Regions from separate parts of the Homo sapiens genome. Here all the other regions are linked to region 1. A link is a contact called in ENCODE Hi-C or POLR2A ChIA-PET data. All regions are on one chromosome and are shown on one strand. Each heading gives the region's core, a stretch centred on a gene start or an enhancer-like site at or near the end of the contact. The rest is flanking DNA. Distances are from core to core; before and after follow the strand shown.

The links. Hi-C counts contacts between places; a loop is a spot of excess contacts on that map. ChIA-PET counts read pairs that join two places held with the same protein, here RNA polymerase II (POLR2A). Pooled maps may share reads with other maps.
Region 2: a loop to region 1 is called in a map of endothelial cell of umbilical vein, with 34 times the contacts of the local background. The contact joins the promoter of PCNX1 here to the promoter of SRSF5 in region 1. A Hi-C loop is called at or near these places in 3 of 168 maps with a recorded cell type or tissue (B cell, ascending aorta and endothelial cell of umbilical vein) and 14 of 50 pooled maps. POLR2A ChIA-PET finds 5 or more read pairs at or near these places in 1 of 52 experiments (activated CD4-positive, alpha-beta memory T cell).
Region 3: a loop to region 1 is called in a map of PC-9, with 8 times the contacts of the local background. The contact joins the promoter of MAP3K9 here to the promoter of SRSF5 in region 1. A Hi-C loop is called at or near these places in 4 of 168 maps with a recorded cell type or tissue (B cell, CD8-positive, alpha-beta T cell, PC-9 and 1 more), 3 of 37 single-sample maps with no recorded cell type and 15 of 50 pooled maps. POLR2A ChIA-PET finds 5 or more read pairs at or near these places in 2 of 52 experiments (activated CD4-positive, alpha-beta memory T cell and activated CD8-positive, alpha-beta T cell).

The regions. Positions count from the first base shown.
Region 1 is chr14:69,765,517-69,769,375 of GRCh38, forward strand. SRSF5 (serine and arginine rich splicing factor 5) reads left to right here and starts at 1,626. Exons shown (of 8, transcript NM_001320214.2): 1 at 1,626-1,739; 2 at 2,622-2,766; 3 at 3,088-3,158; 4 at 3,282-3,380; 5 at 3,666-3,735. The coding sequence starts at 2,641. LOC100289511 (a long non-coding RNA gene) reads right to left here and starts at 2,197. Exons shown (of 1, transcript NR_029378.1): 1 at 767-2,197. RefSeq lists enhancers at 1,493-1,542, 1,583-1,632, 1,742-2,506, 2,503-2,552.
Region 2 is chr14:70,905,670-70,909,528 of GRCh38, forward strand. It overlaps PCNX1 (pecanex 1), which reads left to right and starts at 1,790. Exons shown (of 36, transcript NM_014982.3): 1 at 1,790-2,334. The coding sequence starts at 2,182. RefSeq lists silencers at 1,693-1,882, 2,103-2,442, 2,603-2,942.
Region 3 is chr14:70,807,351-70,811,209 of GRCh38, forward strand. It overlaps MAP3K9 (mitogen-activated protein kinase kinase kinase 9), which reads right to left and starts at 2,163. Exons shown (of 12, transcript NM_001284230.2): 1 at 1,416-2,163. The coding sequence starts at 1,821. It overlaps MAP3K9-DT (MAP3K9 divergent transcript), which reads left to right and starts at 1,434. Exons shown (of 2, transcript NR_184164.1): 1 at 1,434-1,937. RefSeq lists an enhancer at 725-784 and a silencer at 1,725-2,364.

The DNA of each region.
Region 1 (3,859 bases), core at 376-2,875:
AATCGGAAGACTTGTTTATTATGCAGAAACCAAACAAATGTAATTAAATACCAACTGGTTTGGGACAATTTGTGCATTATAAAATGCCAATGTTCATCAGGCCAACAACTAGGTAACATTTTTTTCTTTTCATTGAACAAATACATTAAATACATATTGTGTTATAAACCCATCCTTAACTCCCACATTATAGGTAACTAACTTCACTGAGGCTCTTTTTATTTGTACATATAACTATGAATGGACAAGCTTATCCCTTACAAACTATCCAAGTTTCAGTTCTGAGTGCCTAAAGGCCCCTGAGGTCGAGTTAAGGGTCAGTTGCTCTCCTTCCGGAACTACTTTTTCTCTGTTTAACTCTAGTTGCAAGCATGCAACTCCACATTCCAGGCACTTCTCAAAAATGGGGTGCACTGGGTTCTACATAAAAGCATTAAAGCGAAGTTAAGCAATCTCTTTATGCCTAAGTTTCTAGGTCTACCAACCTTATCGGGACAACGCGGGAGTTAATATGGAGGGCTGTGTTTTACACCCACTTTGAAAGCACGGCATTGTCTGTTTCTAAAGAATTGTAAACTTTCATGTGTTACATTACAGAAATCTGAACGGAGAGGATTAACCAAATACCATTTGGACTTAAAAGCAGCTTGAGGCCGGGCGCGGTGGCTCATGCCTGTAATCCCAGCACTTTGGGAGGCCGAGACGGGCCGATCACGAGGTCAGGAGATCGAGACCATCCCGGCTAACACGGTGAAACCCCGTCTCTACTAAAAATACAAAAAAATTAGCCGGTGTGGTGGCGGGCGCCTGTAGTCGCAGCTACTCGGGAGGCTGAGGCAGAAGAATGGCGTGAACCCGGGAGGCGGAGCCCAGATCGCGCCACTGCACTCCAGCCTGGGCGACAGAGCAAGACTGTCTCAAAAAAAACAACAAAAAACAGCTTGAAACCTCTTCCAGCCACTCTCCCAGAGTGACGGACATGCAGAAATCTGTATTCCAGCCTCAATTCAAGACAGCCTTCTAGCTGCAGTCCCATTTTCAACATTTCATCAGTGAAAATCCTTTCATTTAAAAAATACTTCAGTGCCTTAGTCTTCTCACCACAACAAAACCACACAGCTGTGGCATGGTTGAAAAAAGAACTCGAACATCTAGGAGCTCCCTGCTTTGAGGGCAAATTTAAATTGCAAGCAGCAAGAGCTAAGGAAAGGCCAGGTATTTCTGCAAAGCTAAGTTTCTCCTAATTAGTAATCTTCTGGGTGTCTAAGAAAAACTTTAGATACAAGAAGGGTTGCCACTTTTCTCAGGAGACTCTTCTGGGAGAGATGATGATGAACCGAACGCCAAGGACTTAGCAGGGGCGAACGACGTCAACAGATGTCCCTCCAGACTCCGGCACCAGCCGGCCGAGCCCAAACGAGTTCTCGCCCCCGACCCCACCCACCGCGGGAGCAGGGTTCGGTCACTCGCAGTGTCAGAGAGGCCCACATCCTCCTAAATTTCCGGCCCTCCCAAAACTTCCGTCTTCCCTAGGTCCAACGGGGTGGACCCAAGGCCCAGGGGCGTCCCCGGAAGTGACGTAGGACGCGCCCTCCATTTTGTGGAGCGCCAGAGCTGCTAAGTGCGTCAGTTGTGGAGTGGCGTAGACGAGTTAAGTCCTGGTCTGCGTGGAGGTCGACGACTCCGTCGCAGACTACGGACCTGTCTGGGTCTCAGCCGCCAAAGACCCCGTCCGGTAGGTGAGTGGCTCACTTTGAGGGCAAGCCTTCTCGGATCGAGGCTTCTTCATGGCCGCTCAGATCGTGAGCGGCCGGGGCTGCTCTCTTTGCGGAGGATGGCGTCTAATGAGCGCAGTTGATTCGAGGTGGGCGCTGGGGCACGTCTCCCTTTTGGCATACTGTTTGAGGGGTACTGAGGTGAAAGGGCGGTCACTGTTCGGGTCGTTTTTACACAGCGGTTGTGCGCCCGTCCCTGCCAGTCTTAATGTCTTCATCTCCTGGACACGTAGAATAGTGGGCCGGGATCTCCCTGACTTTGCTGGCGATGCGGCTGGGCCTTTTGTAGGGCGGCCGCAGTGACCCCCGAGAAGGGGGTTGCTGGGAGGAGAAGGGAAGAGGGAATTTGGCACGCGCAGCTCTGCTGCCTTTGATTCCACCGCCGCCATTTTGTGGCCGCAGAGCGCCCGCCCGCTGCTGTTGGCGCAGGCGCGGTCGAGGCGTCGCGAGATTCTGGCTTCCACCCGCTGTGACGCGCCCGCGAGGCCGCCATTGGGCTGGCTTTGCGGAGGGCGCGGGCGGCTCCGCCCGCACTTCTCGGCCTTTCCTAACTGCGGCAGATGGGAGGGGGCCGGAGAGCCCGGAGAGTGTGCGGCTGCGCAGTTGGAAAGGTGGCAGTGGGCGTTGCGGTTGCTGCGGTCTGGGCCCAGTAGCGGACCGTGTTGGGAGGGAGCTGGGTTTTCATTTTGTCTGCAGGTAACCTGGCCTCATTAGAGGCTCTGTTGGCAATCTCGTTCATAACATCACTGTGTAAACATTTTATGCCGTTGATGTTTTTGATTGTTTAATCAGGCGTTTCTCTGTGACAGTCATTGCTATTATCTCGATTGAATTACTTTCTAATAGGAAGTACTAGCCGGACATCATGAGTGGCTGTCGGGTATTCATCGGGAGACTAAATCCAGCGGCCAGGGAGAAGGACGTGGAAAGATTCTTCAAGGGATATGGACGGATAAGAGATATTGATCTGAAAAGAGGCTTTGGTTTTGTGGTAAGTATTTAGAACTGGGTGAATTATCTGCTAAGTAGGTAGAGTTTTGATAAGCAGTTGTTTTCGATCTTGAGTCCGGGTGGAATATTTGCCTTCAGAAAATGTTACCCAGCCTTATGTCTGAATTTTATTGAGGCTGAAAACAACTTTAACTTGCCGGCTCACTGGAACCCCACTCCCAGTGGCTCCTTGATTAGGTTTGACTGTATGGCAGTGTCGTTAAGATACTCTTCCCATTCTGTCTCCTGATTTCAGTGCTCTTAATGTGTTGTAGAATACTCTTCTAAAGCCAATGTTAAGAGTCTTATGCTTACATTTTAGGAATTTGAGGATCCAAGGGATGCAGATGATGCTGTGTATGAGCTTGATGGAAAAGAACTCTGTAGTGAAAGGTGAGATTCCTGTGTAACTAGATAACCCTGGGACATAGAGCAGACTGGGTCTGCTGGCATATTTTTCTAAGTAGATTTATGTAGCTTAAGTGTGTAACGGAGATTTTTCTTCCCTTTTTGTAGGGTTACTATTGAACATGCTAGGGCTCGGTCACGAGGTGGAAGAGGTAGAGGACGATACTCTGACCGTTTTAGTAGTCGCAGACCTCGAAATGATAGACGGTATGTGAAGGGTGGATGGCTGCATTGAACAATTATTGTAGGGGTAGCATTTAAGATTCAGGAGTCATTAGCAGTGATGATTTTGGGTCCTGCCGTATAATCTGTTCTTCTATTCCCACGTTAGCCAGTTGTTCTTGATGAATCTATATGAGTCATAGAACACAAATCTATTGACGGAAGTCATTAGAATGGCTTGTGATATCTGATGGCTTGAACTTGCCCACAGTTGAACACAAGTGCTGTCATTGCATTTCTTCCATTGTGAATACGAATTTTCTTCCTCAGAAATGCTCCACCTGTAAGAACAGAAAATCGTCTTATAGTTGAGAATTTATCCTCAAGAGTCAGCTGGCAGGTTTGTTGAAATACAGTTTTGAGTTATTTTGATGTGGCTTTTTAAAAAAGTTAATGGGTAGCTAATGTTGTATTGTTTTATTAAAAGTAGTTTTAAATTAATGGATTTAATGGAATTGTAATTT
Region 2 (3,859 bases), core at 540-3,039, 1.1 Mb after region 1:
CATAGCGGATCTTTGCTGTTGTGGAAACTGATGTGGTATTGGAATTTTATCCTTGTTTACATCTTTCTTTGTGTTGGAAAGGTTGGGATTACTTCCAAAACCTTCCCAGAGAGCTTTCCTGTCTCCTTTAGGGGAAACAAATGAAAACTTGACAATAGCTGGTATCTATGACACCAGCTTCAAGGCCACTATTTTAATTGTAAAATTGCATTATTTAATCATAATTTTGCTTTTAGATATACAAATATATTTTAAAGTATATTTTGTCCAGTGTTTACTCACAGCTCTCAATTTCAAGGTATCTTACTGGAACTCAGTGGCTTTGTGGTTATAAGGACATAAACAAATCAAGGCTAGGGATGGTGTGGTGTTCTACAGTGGTAAGCTACATTAGAATCCTCCGGAGGACTTGTTAAAACAGATTGCTGGGTACCACCCCACAGAGTGTCTATAGAATGATGCCCTAAGAATTTGCACTTTGACGAAAACTGGTCATGTATTTAAGCTGGTCACAGATAACCAGAAGGTGCTGAACTGTTCTTAATCAATTCAAACTTTTACCTGAAATGGATAATAAGGTGGAGAGCCTTGAGAAATGAACTTCCAAAGTTCAGTGCATGCAGTTAGCATGACTGCTGGTTTTAGAGTTCTCAACCACTTATTGCTTATGAGCAATAAGTGGCCATAAGCATTTGGCCAATCACTTACTTGAGTTTACAGGTTTTCTCATCCATAAAATAACAATAGCTGCTATGCTGCCCTCAAAGGGTTGTCCTGAGGTCTGAATGGAATGGGTGTGATAGTGTCTGAGCAACTATAAAGTGGTATGGCACTGGGAGGTATTGTAACGGTTTTTCATTACTCTTCTTAAAATATCACCAGTTTCCTTTGGCTCTTGTTTCCCTCATTAATTATAGCAACTGTAATCTGGGAATACACAGTACTTTTATTGCCATAAAAGCCAAACTTCAATAAACTCAAATTTCAAACTTTTCTATAAAATTTTATTCAGTGAGATCAGACACGCCTTATAAACATTACACAGAGCCAAGAATGATTCCGTTTTTACAGCTATAAAAAGAGATCTACAAGACCCTATTGTAATTTGGGGTGGCGTCACGGTTAATCTTTTTCAACCCTGTTTAGATTGGCCCATTAATAAAAATGGCTGCTAGTTACAGCACATTTAAAAATACAATCACCGCGTACAAATGGTAACCTGTCCACTCCATACTTCCATGTCCTGTGCCGCTTCTATTAACTTGTCTTTGGAAGTAGTAAATTCTCCCAGTCTGGACGTGGCTATTTTTTCTCACACACGGGCCAACACAGTTCTTGCTCAACTTGGGTGCGTTTATGACTTTTCAACAGTGTCATCAGCCGTACCTAACTCTTCCAGGCCTTCAGTATCTCAGGTGTTAGCTTCAGTTGTTCCTAGGTCTTTCACAAATATCATAAATGACAGGCAGGACGCTTTTCTGGAGTCAAGATCTGTTAGTTTCGGAGTCAGAAAGACCCCGTTTAGAGACTCGTAGGCGAACTTGCCAGGGGGCCTACCAGGGGCAGAATGGGGTCCTCCGGACCAGCCAGCCGCGTCTCAGCCACCTCCGCAGCCCCCGGGGCCCTGAACCCCGGCCGCGTTGACGCGCGCTTCTCCCGGACGTCGGCAGGAGGCGCCCGCGGCGGACCAGGCGCGGCGCGCACCGTAGCCGGCCCAGGGGGCGGAGGGAGCGGAGAGGAGGAGCTGGAGGGGGCGCGGCTTCCTCTCGGTCGCTCCCTGGCGCCGGGCCTCTTTCTCTGCCTGGCCCAGGGCTGGCGGCCGGCGGGGGTCGCGGCGGCGGCAGTGGGGGCGCTGGCGGGCCGCGGGTGGCGGGGGCCGGGCCGCGGCTCCGGGTGTTAGGAGACAAGATGGCGGCGGCTCTCAGAAGGCCGGTCTCCTCCTCTCCGCCGTCCTCCGCCCCGCCGCTCGCCGCCTCCTCCTCTCGGGTCTCCTCCTCCTCGTTTGCTGCCTCCTCCTCCTCCTGCAGCAGCACCAGCGACCGCCGAAGCGCCGGCTCGCTCACCCGGAGCTCCGGAGGTGGATAGACGGGGCAGCTGCAGGCTCCGGCGACCGAGGCCGAGCTGGGGCCGGGGCGGGGACGGCGGCGGCGGCGGCGGCGACGGCGGCGGCGCCGGGTGGGGATGGGGTCGCAGACGCTGCAGATCCTCCGACAGGGGGTGTGGGCCGCGCTCAGCGGGGGCTGGTACTACGACCCGCACCAGGCCACCTTCGTGAACGCGCTGCACCTCTACCTGTGGCTCTTTCTGCTGGGCCTGCCCTTCACCCTCTACATGGTGAGTGTGGGGGCGGGGAGCGGGTGGCTCCTTCCCCGCGAGCCGGTGGGGAGATGCTGGGGTCGCGCCCTCTTCCTCTTCCACGGGGTCTCGTCCCCCGGGGGCCGCCACCCTCTCGGTGTGAGGCTCCCCGCCCCCACTGCGTGCTCCCACTCCTCTCTTCGGGGCTTTCCTGGTTTCGGAGGTGACACGAGCAACGAGCCCACGGCAACCCGCGCCGGCCGCCCCCGCCCGCTCACTGGGAAGCGGCAGCGTCCTAGGCCCCTTCTCGGGGTTCCCTCCTGCGGCCACTCGGCTAGGCCGTCCCCGCCGGGGCCCCCCGCCCGTGGGGCTGTGTGGCAGGCGCCGAGCGCTCTGCGGCTTTAGGGGACGCCGCATCCATCCTTGGCACGCTGGGTTCCTCGGGCGCCCGGCATCCGGCACTGCCCGCCCCCGCCGCGGCCCTCGTCCGGGGCTCCCGGGAGAGGCCGCCCGCCGCCTCGCCGCTAATCCGCGTGCGGAGCCCCGGGAGCGCGGGGGACCGTGCGGCTCTGCTCCGAGTGTGTGTGGGGGTCGTCCGGGCTCGTCCTCCAGGGGTCCTGGGTGGTGGCTGAAAACCCGGCTCGGAACCCTCCTGCCTCTAAAAAACCGTTGTTGTGCTTCGCAGCGGTTCTTCTCTGTTCGGCCCCGTGGCCGGTGGCCGTGGTGCTTCCTGGCCTCCCTGGGGGGAGGGAGCGGGGAGATAACGGGGAATCTGGCTGGCATTTCAGCAGATTTGTTTGGCTTGGTTCAAGGCCTTTGGCGGATAGGAGTAGGGAGAGAGAGTACTGCCTGTTGCTGAATTCGGTGCGATCAGCTTCTCTGAATCATCTGTGTTTTTAAAGCAACATTGAAAGTTGTTAAGCGCAGTTTCTAAAGCACAGGTTAGGGTGGGGCGTTAGGGAAACTCGTGTGGACAGAGATGTTACTTAAGGCTTCATATAAAATTTTAAAGTAGTCAGAGGGGAGGAAAGGATCTGAACTTTTTATTTTAGGAGAATTCCTTTGAATGTATTTCTGCTAACTTTGAGGTTCTTTGTGGAGCTAGAGACAGGGTGCTGAGTTAGAAAATCCCGGAGGACCACTATGAGAAGTGCAAAAGGTGAGGACACCCAATTCTTCCCTAAGTGAAGTTCAGTTTCACTAATTGGCAGGAAAAGTGTCTGCTTGAGGGAAGATGTGCACATTCTCAAGCAGATTCACATTTTTCGTTGAAATTGTTTTGAAGGGACTTATTGTTTGAGGTTAAAAAAAAAAGCCATTAAGAAATGCTGATGGCTTGTGGCTTGTTTTATTAGGGGGACTTGTTCAGTCTTGTTGCATTCTGAAAATTTATCGTGAAGTATTATAATTTTCAATTAATTTTGGCCTAGGGAGTTCTATTTGCACTACTATACCTTCCAGGAATATGACATCATTAATGAACGGGTTAATTACTTTGGGTTTAAGAATCCTCAGGCTGTCACAAAATTTTCAAAGCAAATTTCTTCTATGTCCAGAAGAATTG
Region 3 (3,859 bases), core at 913-3,412, 1.0 Mb after region 1:
ATGGTGGCGGGCGCCTGTAATCCCAGCTACTCAGGAGGCTGAGGCAGGAGAATTGCTTGAACCCGGGAGGCAGAGGTTGCAGTGAGCTGAGATTGCACCACTGAACTCCAACCTGGGAGACAACGAGACTGTCTCAAAAAAACAAAAAAACTCAAGATTAAAGTAACACAATTGCTGGGGTAAAAAATAACTTACAGAGCCAAAAACGTAACTGTTACAAAGGAAATCTTAATATTTAAATATTTAAAGTTGGTCCTTGCTAATGACGTTTTAAAAAATCAACTAAGATGAAAGTATACAAAATAAGGAATAAACAGTAATTAATACATATTAACAATACCTTTTTAACAGATAAGAGATTATGGAAACTCTCAAATACAAAATAGTGTAAACTGCACTAAAGAGATATTTACATGTTTTTTTCTGAAATAAACTAGTATGATTAAGGGATTGTGATGGCAATTTAACTCCCTTGAAAAAAAAAGAAGATTTCATTATAGGGTATGAAATATGGGGCTCCTGGAAAATTGACGGAAACCAGGACACTGGGAGAAAGGCCCTGGGAGGGACCCCTGAGCATGGTCCCCCTGAGATTTGACCAGTTCCAAAGATAGGCAAGGATCTAGAATGAGAAGAAAGAAGAAAATGTATTTCCCAAACAGCCTCACTGTCAAAGGACTGGGATTCAGCCACTGTACCTTGCAATCCTGATCTCCCATGGGGGAACGACATACTTTTTCCTCTCTAATCATCACTTGTCTCACCCCCACTCTCAACACACACATCCCTCTTAGCACATTAATCAGTGAGACTCCTAAAGGTACAACTTCTGAGATATAAGAAATAGGATCCAAGAAATCAACCCGACATTTTACAGGCAACTGAGCCTTGAGTTCACACATGCTTCCGGGACTTGTGAGCCAGCTCAGCCCTGCGGAGACACCCCCATCTCTTTGAAAGCAAATGCCTTTAGGAGGCGGGGACAGGCGTTAGAAGAGGTGGTGGCAAGGTCCCTGATTTGGGGACTAAGGCTAGGACACTAACCACCATCTTGCCATAAACACTTCCAGATTGGGAATGGGGGGCGGCGGGGGGGTGGGTAAGAGAAGGGACTGGGAAACTGGCAAATTCTCAGACTGGGACTTCAGGATGTGGAAATCGGGAGCCACTGCTGAGGTGGCCAACTGAAGGTGAAGAAGCCCAAGCGTCTGAAGTGCGGGCAGGGCCTGAGGCGTCTCGAGCTTATCCAGCAAGCAAAGCCCGGGCAGCCTAAGCGCGCGCCACCCACACCCAGGTCAATCGTCCTCCCCACCCCCCGCCCTCATCCCAGCCCTCGCGCAGTGCTCCCCCCTTCCCCGACCGCCCCCCAGGCCTCCGTCATTCCCCCTCCCCGCCCGGCCCCGCCTTCGCCTTACACTGAATGGGCGGGTAGCAACTGGGGTCCTCGCCGCCGGGCTGGCAGCGGCTGGAGAAGGCGCTGCGCGGGGTCACGTAGTTGCTGGGGAAGATGCCCACCCGCTGGTTCAGCTGCCCGGTCCACCAGCCCTCGTCGCCGGACACCTGCGAGTCCTTGGACAGCACCTCCACCACGTCGCCCAGCCGCAGGGTCAGCTCGTCCTCGCCCGCCGCCTCGTACTCGAACACGGCCGTCCAGTAGGGCAGCGGCGCGTCGCAGCCCAGCTCCCCGGGGCCCACCGCCGCCGCCGCCTCCTCCTCCTCCTCCTCCTCCTCCTCGGCCCCGGCCCCTGCTCCATCCTCCCCCGGCGGGGCGGCAGCGGCGGCGCTCGCTAGGCAGCCGAGAAGCGCTCTGGAGGGCTCCATGGAGCGGCCGATCCATAGGGTGCGGGGCCGCCGCCGCCCGCAGGAGCCGCCGCCGCCTATTGTTCATGCGCCTCCGCAGAGCTGGGAGGACCCCCCCCCAACGACGGCGGCCGCAGGTAGGGCCCGGGCTGGCAGGGCTGGGAGAGCCGGCTCGCCGGCGCTGTTACCGCGGTACGAGAAGAGCGCCGAGCGCGAGCTCTTCGCGCAGCCTAGGGGCGCAGCGGGCCGAGTCCCCGCCTGCCCGCTCGCCCCCCCGGGGGCGGCCTCGTCACCTCTGCCGCCGGTACCTGCTCGCGCAGCCGGTGCCCGCCGCTGCCAGCCGGCCGCCGCTCTCCTCTCCGCGCCGTGCCGTGCCCCGCCCCCCGCACCGCCAGCTCGCCGGGACCACCTGACGCGGGCCTGGCTCCGCCCCAGCCCTGCGGACCCCAGGGGGCTCCGCCCCACGCCCGCCCCGCCCCGCGCCCGCTGCCTTCCCATTGGCTGCGGCCGCCCAGTCCCCGGTTCCTCCGCCGTGGTTGGGGCAGCCTAGCTGGCCGTCTCGCAGGTCCCTCTCACCCCCTGCGCCGCCGTCGCACCGTGCCCTCCCCCATTGCGGGCTCTGTCATTCTCAAACCCAGGTCGACCCACTCTTCCCGCCCACTGGCCCGCCGCAGCTCCCTCCATTGGCTCGCGGCACCTGTCCGTTTCCTGGGAGAGTTCAGCACCTCCCGGCAGGAAGAGGCTCCGGCCTCATTGGGTGCGTGAGAAGGGAAGGGTGGATCCTAAAAGGTAATACTGAGCCTTCATTCAAACTAAAAGGCTGGAAGGGAGGCAGCTGCCTTTGTTTGCCATGGATGGGTAGGGGCTGCACTGAGCAGCACCGGTGTTCTTCATCCGGCTGCACCCCCAACAGAGCTCTTTCTTCCCCAGATCCCTTTTACAGTTGGATTCTCCCTCTTGGATCTGGCTCTGCCTTAGTCCGACCTAGAGGGATCAGCTTCGCCCACGCCCACTCTCACCCGGAACCTTTCATCTCTTATTGAAGCCTTTTAGGCCCATTGGGATGTTCATTAGAACTCTGAAAACTACAGTTCTCCCCTTTATGAGGACTGCACCACAGCTCGCCCTCTCCTGGGTTCCGGTAAGAAGAGATTCCAATACCACTCTTTTTTCAGAATTCAGAAAGGCAAGAGACCACCTTACTGAGCTTCAAACTGGGGCTGGGAACGCTGCCATGAATTGGGCTTGGTCTGTCTGAAGGGAGCCACCTTTTCGACAATCCTTAGACTTCTTTTGCCTGTTGGAATTACACCTTGGATCGTGGCGAAGTCTATAGAGGTCAGATTAAGAAGAACCAAAGCAGAATAAACGTAGAACCCGATGCTGAGTTCACGAGTGAGGACGACCTCTTCCTATATGCTTTGCTATACCCTGCGTTTTGAACATTAAGGACGAGATAGGAGGCCCATAATGTTTCTTCTTGCTTTAATCCTGTCGTGGCAACGTTGACTTCCAGTAAGAAAGGTTCTCTGATCTTTTTTTCTCTTTTCTTTTCTTTTCTTTTCTTTTCCTTTCTTTTCTTTTCTTTTCTTCCAGGGTCTCAGTTTGTTGTCCAGGCCAGAGTGCAGTGGCGCAATCTCGGCTCACTGCAGCCTCAACATCCTAGGCTCAAGCCATCCTCCCACCTCACCCTCCCGAGTAGCTGGAAGTACAGGCTCGTCTTGAACTCTGGGCTGAAGTCATCCACCTGCCTCGGCCTCCCAAAGTGCTAGGATTACAGGCCTTAGCCACCTCACCTAGTCCTCTGAAATTTCTAAATAAGCCAGTGCTGAAGGATCTAGCCCAACTTCTACCAAACTTTGTTACCTTTTCCCCTTCAGTGGTAGGAATAGACATGATTTATTTAGCAAGGGTGAGTGCTTTTGTTGAATTTTAGTTTGGGGTTTATTATTACACAAACTAAAGACAGCGGGGCAATTTGGAAAGATAACTAGGCAGCTGCATGACTTCAGGCAGGTGTCCTAACACTGTACTCTTAAAGTGAGGGGAGTGAACTGGA